Linked DNA regions of Homo sapiens: region 1 is linked to region 2. The links are chromatin loops, found by intact Hi-C in ENCODE. Cell type or tissue: IMR-90. All regions are shown on one strand. Region 1 overlaps SF3B3 (splicing factor 3b subunit 3). Region 2 overlaps VAC14 (VAC14 component of PIKFYVE complex).

Region 1 (5,000 bases), 220 kb before region 2:
CTGCTGGTTGAGCCTTAAATCCTAAGGCAAGGCAAGTAGAAGAAAAAAGCATTCCCTCCTCTGGGGTCCTTAGCAGTGTTCAGACAGATGGGAGCCCTGTTGAACTGTGACCTAAAGATACAGTCTCATACCCTTATGGATTCTTCATTGAGGTATGAACTATTGTTTTTTAACATGAGACTTGAATTCCTTAGAATGCAGTGTGGATGGTACAGTTCCTAGTCATTTACCTTGACTAAAGCTTGGCTTTGTTCTGAACTCCAGCGTTTTTTTTAAAATAGTGTTTTGGGCTGGGCGCGGTGGCTCACGCCAACACTTTGGGAGGCTGAGGTGGATGGATCACCTGAGGTTGGGAATTTGAGACCAGCCTGACCAATATGGAGAAACCCTGTCTCTACTAAAAATGTAAAATTAGCTGGGTGTGGTGGCACATGCCTGTAATCCTAGCTACTAGAGAGGCTGAGGCAGGAGAATCGCTTGAACCTGGGAGGCGGAGGTTGCAGTGAGCTGAGATTGCGCCATTGTACTCCAGCCTGGGCAACCAGAGCGAAACTCTCTCCAAAAAAAAACTAATAAATTTTTTATAGAATTGGGGTCTTGTTATGTTGCCCAGGCTGGTCTTGAGCTCCTGAACTCAAATGATCCTCCCTCCCCAGCCTCCCAAAGTGCTTGAACCACCGTGCCCAGCTTGGACTCCAACTTTTAATCTGCAGTCACTCTAGTACATAAGAATTAACCTGCTGCAAGTCCTCTTCACTGTAGAAGGAAGGGGTAGAAGTTACAATGTGCTTGGTATTCACAGGGCAGTGTTTATTTTGAGGAAGTCTGTGATGTAAAGCAGCTTTGAGATGTCGTTGGCTCTCCCACTTGTTGAATTGTCTAGCAAAAGTATGACCCTATTTAAGTTCACTGAGCATTTATTCTCTTATGTTTGAGTAGTCTGAAGTCTTGGTCGAAGGAAAGGCACCCCTCCTCCCTTCTTTGCCCCATTCTCTCCCATGAAAGTCAAAAGTTGTGTGGTCTGTCTTTTGGAAGGTCACCTTTTCCCCTTGGTGAAGATCTGAGACCAGAAATCCTGGCCAGTTACAGCCTTTTGTTGTTTGGCTTTAATTTGCTTTGACACAGCTTTTAGGGTTATTAGGTTTCAGTAATGAGAACATGGGAAATGATACTGTATTCATATAATATTAAAATTAAACAACTGTTATTTTTACACAACAAAAATTTCCAGTACAAAAACTGAGAACTGGAGTAAAGGTTCCAAACTTGGTGTTATGTAGAGATGGATTTTGGTTTTGTTGAAAGCTACTGAGACATCCATTTCAGAGATAACCATGTCCTTACTTGTTTTATGATAGTGAGTAGTGCTTAGTCTTACAAAGCCATCTTATAAGACGTTCCCAAAGCATTTGATATATGTTGACAGTTCTAGCAAAATAACCAAAAACCAAGTATCTAGCTTCTTGTCCTGTATTATTCCTTATGATTTGGAAATTGAACCTTTACTCTGTGGATTCCTGGTCTAACCATTAGAGCATGCCCATTGGGAAAGATCTTTAATCCTTGTTTTTCAGCCACCACAGTAGGTACATATATATGCAATATTAACTGAAACAAAAGTTTCACAAAACAGTAATTATCCTACTATATATGAAGCAACTTCATAAATTACATTTATTTCTGTTATGAAGTGCCTATTGTGCAACACATTAAATTGATTTTACGTCCTGCTAATAGGGCAGAACACTACTGTAGGCCATGCCAATGATACATCTTTTTTGTTTGTTTTGAGACAGTCTCATTCTGTCACCCAGATTGGAGTGCAGTGGGGCGATCTCGGCTCACTGCGGCCTCCGCCTCCCGGGTTCAGGCAATTCTGCTCAGCCTCCCGAGTAGTTGGAATTACAGGCGCCCACCACCACACCCAGCTAATTTTTGTATTTTATTTTATTTATTTTTTAGTAGAGATGGGGTTTCACCCTGTTGGTCAGGCTGGTTTCTAACTCCTGATCTCAGGTGATCTACCCACCTTGGCCTCCCAAAGTGCTGGGATTACAGGCATGAGCCATCATGCCTGGTCGAATGATACATCTTCATTTGACCCCTGCTTCTGTAAAGAATGCTGATTCTGCAGAACTGATCTAGTAACCTTAATCTAGCTGAACCTCATTTGAAGTCATCAGAACCAAAAGTATGCCCTTCATGTGGGTGGGTGGGTGGACCAGCCCTGTGGCATTGAGCTCTTGACAAGTGCTTAGGCAGACGGGTCCTATAGCTGCTACTGCTAGGAGTGAGTCAGCCACTACATTGTGTGGTGCCTTGTCTTGTTCTGTCCTTTTTTTTTAACCTGATTTCTGGTTAAGGGGGTGTTAAAACAAAAATTCAAATGTAAACTAGGAAAATCTCAACTCTTTTAAAAAATTAGCATGCCTTTAGTCAACATTTATCAAGCTTTACGCCAAACGTACTGGATGGGGACACTTGCAGAAGCTGTTGTATGTTGTAGGGTGAGATACATGGAAAATAGATGGCCTTTATGGGATCTGTAGAAGAAACTGAGGGTTTCTGGTATACCTCAAGTCCTCTGACTTCCTTGAGAAACTCATTAGTGTTTATTCAACTACATTTAATTAGAAAAAGCAAATTCTAATAGGATTGCTCATGACCACAGGATTGTTCTGTTTCTAAATAGTGAAAAACCAGAGAGGTCACAGAATAACAATATAAACAACCCCCACCCTCCATTTCCTGGTTATCTAGTTTTCTTACATCATTCCCATTGGGACTAGGATTCTCAGCTTCCAACCCTAGAATGAGTTAGTCTCACAGAGGCTTAAGTAATCTCTATTTTATTCATTAGAGCTTGTGTTCATTTCTACATAAGCTGCTTTTGGAAGAAGTTAGGGGTCTTTCCTAGTTAGAAGGAGTATCTCTTCTTAGGAAGGGGTTGTGTGATTGACAACTGGCACAAATAAATGAAGCTCTAGCTCAGTATGTTCATGTATCAATATTGTAGTATTTAAAATGTCCTCATGTCTCCGATTCTCTTGCTTTGTCCTCTCACTTCTTTAGCAGATGTCTCAAGAAAATATTGAGGAAGCAGAGTATATCTGTAGGCTCTTCTGACCCCTAGTTTTCTTCTGGATCATTTTGCTCTGTGTGCATGTGTATGTGTGTATGTGTGTAATAACTACACATAGAAGAACTGCCTTGGAAGGTTTCTGAAGAGAACTCTTAGTGTTTCATTTGGCTTTGTAATTCTAATGAGTTCTTATCTAACCAACTCCCTTCTTTTCTTTTTCAGATGAGTTTGATGCCTACATCATTGTGTCTTTCGTGAATGCCACCCTAGTGTTGTCCATTGGAGAAACTGTAGAAGAAGTGACTGACTCTGGGTTCCTGGGGACCACCCCGACCTTGTCCTGCTCCTTATTAGGAGATGATGCCTTGGTGCAGGTGAGGGTTCTCAGAGCTTACCTACTTGGCCTGCTTTGTTCTTTCTTGGCCTTCATTGTGATGCAGGCTGCTGTGTTCATGTCTCTTCACCCTCACCTTCCAGCAAGCCTTAGGGGTAGGGAACATATGATTTGGGCACATAATATCCCTCTCTGTATTTGCCATTTTTCTGTTACAGAGCCACATCACTGCAGCTTTCATCTCTAATAAAGATCTTTATAAGTGTTTTGTTAATAAGCTTTGAACTTCTTTGAAGTGGACACTGCAAAACATGAACTATTTAAAAGTTGACCTTGCCTGAGGCCTACTAACTCTTTTGTCTTTGATTCAACTGGTGCCTCAAATGCAGTGGCCCCAGGTCTGATTTTAGTGACAGATCTGATAGATGTGAGGGTCATTCTGAGTGATGAATCAAATTGTTAAAGTCAGGTTTCTTTCTGTTACTGACTCTAGGTCTATCCAGATGGCATTCGGCACATACGAGCAGACAAGAGAGTCAATGAGTGGAAGACCCCTGGAAAGAAAACAATTGTGAAGTGTGCAGTGAACCAGCGACAAGTGGTGATTGCCCTGACAGGAGGAGAGCTGGTCTATTTCGAGATGGATCCTGTATGTTATTTTATCATTCACTGTGGGACTTATTGTAGGGACCAGAGGGAAAGATGGGCATTGTAGTCTAGTCATTTAGATGATAGTATGGTGAAATCCTGTCTCTACTAAAAATACAAAAATTAGCTGGGCGTGTTGGCATGCACCTTGTAGTCCTAGCTACTCAGGAGGCTGAGGCAGGAGAATTGCTTGAACCCGGGAGGCAGAGGTTGCGGTGAGCTGAGATTGCACCACTGCACTCCAGCCTGGCGACAGAGCAAGACTCCGTCTCAAAAAAAAAAAAAAAAAAAAAAAGCGAGCTGGAGTGACAGTGTTCACAAACCAGTTTGGTCCCTTACAGAGATGGGGAAAAGGGGTAATTTGATGTCTAATTCTAGGTAGAGTTATGAAATCCCCTCTTAGCAGTGAAACACTTGCTCCTCCTGCATTTCACTCTCTACTTTTCCAACAAATATTTGGCATAGATTTAATTTCTGCAGTCTGAATCCATTTCAGAAAACTTCTATATGGAAGGATGTTCAGTACACTTAATTCTCTTGCTCTCAGGAGGTCTCTAGTGTGGCCAAATTTGTAGCCTGCCTGTACCTTTGGTTGAGATTTCTCTGTCTTTAACCATATTTGAATTCCCTTCACCCAGAATATTCTTGTAAAACACAGACAGTTTTATATGTCTCCATTTCCTGAGAACAAAGTTGGCTCAGAAAATTTGTGGCACATTGACCTTGTCAAAGGTCTGTTCATTCTCTTATTGATGGAAGATACTCATTTTGCTTGCTGTGAGCCTGTTAACTTCAGTCTTGAGAACTCAGGTAGATAAATTCTTGTCATTTACTATAGTAAGAGGAGTGAGAGGAAGCAGAACAAAATACAACAGCCCTCCTTCATTCTCTGGATCCAGGGTTTTGGGGTGAATTGGAGCATCTAGACCCATCCCT
Region 2 (5,000 bases):
TCAGAGGCACAGGACTGCCACCACCATGGCAGTTTCCAGCCAGGTGGGAATGCCTTTCTGCCGTGGGAGGAGTCTCCAGTCTGGCCACCACCCTGGGCAGACCTGAACTGAGTGAAACTGGTGGCCTCACGTGGTGCCTTGGGCAAGCGGCGCAGCTGAAGAATCACAGGGTGGGTCTGGCTACCTGGCAACTCTGCACGATCCCACCCGTGTCCAAGCTCAGTCTCACTGTGTCAATACCCGCTGTGGGAAGAAGGTGGTGGGCTGGAGCCCGGGCATGTTGGCTCTGGTTTTACAACTCTGAAGGTGCCCAGCTCTTGAGCACAGCTGGTGACACTGACTGTGCAGCTGCCACGTGGGGATCTCTGTCACCAAAAGTCAGGAAGCACTAGATCATTTGTTCTTGTTTGGTTTTTTAGGTAGGATGGTTTGGATTTTAGGTAGGATTTGGCATTGGCTCCTGAATGACAAGTATAAACCAAAACCCTCGTCCAGTCTAGCACTTCCTGGCCTTGGCACAAGAACTGAGGGCTCCTGTAGGCTCATCCCAGCCGACAGTAGCACAGTCTCCCCAGCGAGGCAGCGGACAGCGGTGCCCCTCTGCAGCCCATGGCTTAAGCCTACCTCTGCCTTCTCCTAGACCTCCCCGACCTCCCCCTCAATCCCCATAGCCCAGATTACAGAGACAAGTCTACAACAGGCTTTTGGCTGCCAGAGGGAGGCTTTTAAATCCCAGATCAGATCCTGCCATTCCCACTTGTGACACTGTCTCCACAGCCTCCAGCGCAAAAGCTAAGCCCTCTGCAGGATACACAAGTCCTCGCATGTCTGTCCAGACCGTTCCCCGAGTTCCAGGACCCAGTACCTGAGTCTGCCTCCCCCTTTCTCCTGGGATGCTCAGAGCCACCTGGAACGAGCTCTTGACCACCCCACCCACACCTGCTCCTCCTTCCAGCCCTGGTGTGCAAATGACACTAGGATAGCGGGGGTCTGGCTCACACCAAATTTCTAGAAGGCAGTCTTTCCCTCACCTCTCTCCTGCCTACCCCATCCCACCCATCAGTGAGTCCTGTGGTTCTCAACACAGAGCTCAAACCCACCCAACTTTCTCCACATGCTGCTCCTCCCCAGCCTGAGCCCCCATCCCCTCTGATGGGGACAACGGTGACAGCTCCCTAGCGGGTCTGCATCCACCGGGCCCCTCCTAGATCCACTGTCCACAGAGCAGCCCCGTTCTTCCTCCCTTCTCGTCCCTGCCATGAAAGTAATACTACTGACCCCACGAGACTCAGACAAAGCTGAAGGATCCGACGTAAAGGTTTAGCACTGCGCTGGGGCCCTGGAAGCCTGGCTATGTTGACTGGCATTAGCTGTTATTCCCAGCCAGTCTTCTCATTGCCTGGGCTCAGGCACCATGGCCCTCCCTTTCTGGTAACTTCACCCCTCACATCAATCACTCCTCTTTCCAGTAACTTCCTGGCTACTTCTCTGCCTCACCACTGGAGTAAATGAATGAAGGTCAGGGACACATTCAGGGGCCAGCTCTTATCTTGGAGCCTACAGGGGTGAGCACAGGCAGGTGCACTGGAACGCGTGGCAGCTATGTGAAAAGGAGAGAATGGCAACATTCGCTGATCTCCTCCATCAACGTAGGGGACTCCTAGTGGTACATTTCATAAACGGCTGCACCTGCGTGCTTGGAAAACATGCTCAGGGTGCTGAGGGATGAGGATAAGTTCACAAATGACATCGATGAGGGAAGAACCCTAGCTAGGGGTCTGGGGGGAAGAGCCTCTTGGGGTAGAGTGCACACTTTCTCTTCATGAGTGATTGGCTCTCCCAGGGCCCAGGTTCACTGTCAAGTTCAGGGGAAAGAAACCCCTGTATGAGACCCACCATCCACTCTAGCCCCAGAGATGCCAAGGTCACCCAAAGAAAAAGTGACATGGGGCAAGTCCAGGGGACTCAGACCAGGGCAGAACCGTTACAGTACCTTCCGCGGGGAGTCCCTTCACCTTGCAGGGAGTATGGAGGGAGCCCCAAGGAAGAGAATTATTTTGCTGCCTGGTCTGCACTGCCCCCATGTGGAAGACTGCGCCATTACAGCTGACCTGGGCGCACAGGAGACAACAGCTCCTGGGGCCGGTGATTTATCCTTAATCTTGGACATGATTAATGACTGCCCATGCTCAGGCTGTCCTTGAACAGACTTCCCCTTGTGGGTCTTGTTGGCCCCCCATCATCCTGGACAAACAGACAGCGATGAGTCAAGGCAACTGTGTCTCACTGCAGTCACCATGTATTAGCTGTACTTTTATTATTATAACTTGCGTTTACTGACCTCCAATAGCTTAATTTTTTTTTAATATTTAAAAATAAGTAAGAACAATCCATTTTCTTTCATTCCTTTTTTTTTTTTTTAAGACATGGTCTCACTCTGTTATCCAGGCTAGAGTGCAGTGGTGTGATCTCAGCTCACTTCAACCTCTGGCTCAAGTGATCCTCCCACCTCAGCCTCCCCAAGTAGCTGGGACTACAGGCACACGCCACCAGGCCCAGATAATTTTTTGTATTTTCAGTAAAAACAGGGTCTCGCCATGTTGCCCAGACTGGTCTTAAACTCCTGAGCTCAAGCGATGTGCCTGCCTTGGCCTCCCCAAGTGCTGGGATTAGAGGCATAAGCCACCATGTCTGGCCCCCAGTGGCTTCTAATCCGCCCTATCTATCCATCAAGCCTGGGTGGGGTGGGCTTGCTCAGTGTCCTTCAGATTCCTTCATCAATTAACTCTTTTGTGTACGAGGGTGTCCCAAAAGCAGCAGCCGCGAGTAGAATTTGCCTTGGGTCATTGCTGTAGTCTCCCGCATCCAGGAAAGATCTAGGCCGCTCGCTTTCCACAAACCTTCTGGCTGAAACAAGCCACTTACCTGGCTGCAGTGAAGACACTGATGCCGCTACTGAAGCTGGAGTCACAGGAACCATCTGGACCTCCTGGGAGAGGAAGAGGAACAAGGGGTCATGAAAGGCTGTTGGCTCTCTTGAATAAACAAGACCCCTGTGACAAGCACACACAGAACTCTCCAGAGCCCCATACCTTGATTCAGGCTCTTCAAAAGGACCATGGCTCTGGAGCCCTGAGGACCCAACCAACGCCCAGTCATTCTCGATAGTCCCCAAGCTTGTAAGTCTGTAGTCACAGTGATCTCACAAGGAGGGGACACCAGTGCTAAACACATCTGTCAAATCTCAGAAGGGATCACTGGCCTGAGGGGAATGGATGTTTAAAATGACAGATAATACCCAGCATCCTTAGCTATCAGGAAAATGCAAATCCAAACCACAAGATACTACTGTACACCCATCAGGATGGCTAAAATAAAAGACAAATAATAGCAAGTGTTGATGAGAATGTGGAGAAACTGGAACCCTCGTACATTGCTGGTGGGAATGTAAAATGGTGCAAGCTGCTTTGGAGAACAGTCTGGCCATTCCTCCAAAGGCTAAACATAGTCACCACATGACTCAGCAGCTCCACTCCTAGGTATATGCCAAAGAGAAATGAAAACTTATGGCCACATGAAACCTTGTATATCAATCATGTTCACATCAGCATTATCTACAATAGCCAAAAAGCAGAAGCAACCCAAATATCTATCAACAGATGAATGGATAAATGAGGTGTGGTATAGCCATACAATGGACTATTATTTGGCAATAAAAAGGGATGAAGTACTGATGCACGCCATAAAAATGAACTTTAAAAACATTGTGTTAAGTGAAAGAAGCCAGTCATAAAAGACTACATATTGTATCCCTTTCTCGAAAGTGTTTAGAACAGGCAAACCTATGGAGACGGAAAATGGACTGGAGGTTGCCTAGGACTGGAGGAGACGGGGGAATAGGGTATAATGGCTAATGGATTCTTTCAAGGGCACGGAAAATATTCTAAAATTGATTGTGGTGATGGTTACATAACCCTGTGAATCTACAAAGTCACTGAATTGTACACTTGATGTTGGGTGAATTGTGTGGTACATGAATTCTATCTCAATAAAGGGCTTAAAAAATGACTTTGGGGAAAGGACTGTGACTGCACTGTGTCTGTGCCCGAGTCTTCCTCCAAGTGGCCAACTCAATACCTGTCTTAGTATTTAACTTACCATCATATAACCCAGGGTAGAAAAGCATCTACCTGGCATCGACTACTTATTTTTCTCAGTTAAGGAATAACCTTTAAATTCCAACCTTTTTCTTTTGGCATCTAATCAAGTTTCCTAAAGAGCCAAGATGTTCTAGATCTGGAAAGCTGCTGGTAGGATCCTGTTCCGCCTTCAGTCCCCGTCTAGGCACTGGCCACAGCTCTCACTGCACTGAGGAGGGAAGAGGGGGCTGGCAGTCCTGCAGTGCTTGGGGTGGGAGGTGCTATAGGAAAAAATTCCAGACTCCTGATACTAATTTTTTGTAGTTGTGAAATAATTTTAGATGTACAGAAAAGTTGCAAAAAGAGTAAAGAATTCTTTTTATACCCTTTAGCCAGCTGCCCCTAATGCTAACATTGTACATACCCATAGTTCAATTATTATTATTATTATTTTTTTTTGAGATAGAGTCTTGGCTCTGTTGCCCAGGCTGGAGTGTAGTGGCACAACCTTGGCTCACTGCAATCTTCGCCTCCTGCACTCAAGAGATTGAGCCCACCTCAGCTTCCAGGGTAGCTGGGACTATAGGCACGTACCATTAAGCCCGGATAATTTTTTTTTTTTTTGTATTTTCAGTAGAGATGGGGTTTTGTCGTGTTACCCAGGCTGGTTACAAACTCCTGGGCTCAAGTGATCCACCCACCTCAGCCTCCCAAAGTGCTGGGATTACAGGCGTGAGCCACCATGCCCGGCTCCATAGTTCAATGATCAAACCCAGAAGGTTAACTTCGATACACTACCATTAACTAAATGATTACCCTAATTTGAACATCACGAGTTTTTCCATTCCTGGCCTTTTGTTC

What was found. A loop is a pair of places that touch in the nucleus more often than their neighbours do. Peaks named below come from ENCODE experiments on the same cell type or tissue, not always from the same donor. Only the 100,000 strongest peaks of a DNase experiment are listed, where the experiment ranks them.
Region 1: it touches region 2 in a loop (5-fold over the local background); 8 of 110 quality-filtered maps call a loop at or near these places.

Annotation. Positions count from the first base shown.
Region 1 is chr16:70,551,142-70,556,141 of GRCh38, forward strand. SF3B3 (splicing factor 3b subunit 3) reads left to right here. Exons shown (of 26, transcript NM_012426.5): 12 at 3,305-3,456; 13 at 3,910-4,065. Among named protein-coding and RNA genes, the nearest start is that of SNORD111, 16 kb to the left of the region's middle. In IMR-90, no CTCF peak of the experiment used is centred here; DNase peaks (open chromatin) are centred at 2,270 and 2,700; H3K27ac peaks cover 2,437 bases.
Region 2 is chr16:70,769,184-70,774,183 of GRCh38, forward strand. VAC14 (VAC14 component of PIKFYVE complex) reads right to left here. Exons shown (of 19, transcript NM_018052.5): 10 at 2,926-2,989. It overlaps VAC14-AS1 (VAC14 antisense RNA 1), which reads left to right. Exons shown (of 6, transcript NR_034083.3): 6 at 2,425-4,068. Among named protein-coding and RNA genes, the nearest start is that of TRG-GCC3-1, 6.6 kb to the right of the region's middle. In IMR-90, a CTCF peak has its summit at 2,087 (motif pointing left); no DNase peak of the experiment used is centred here.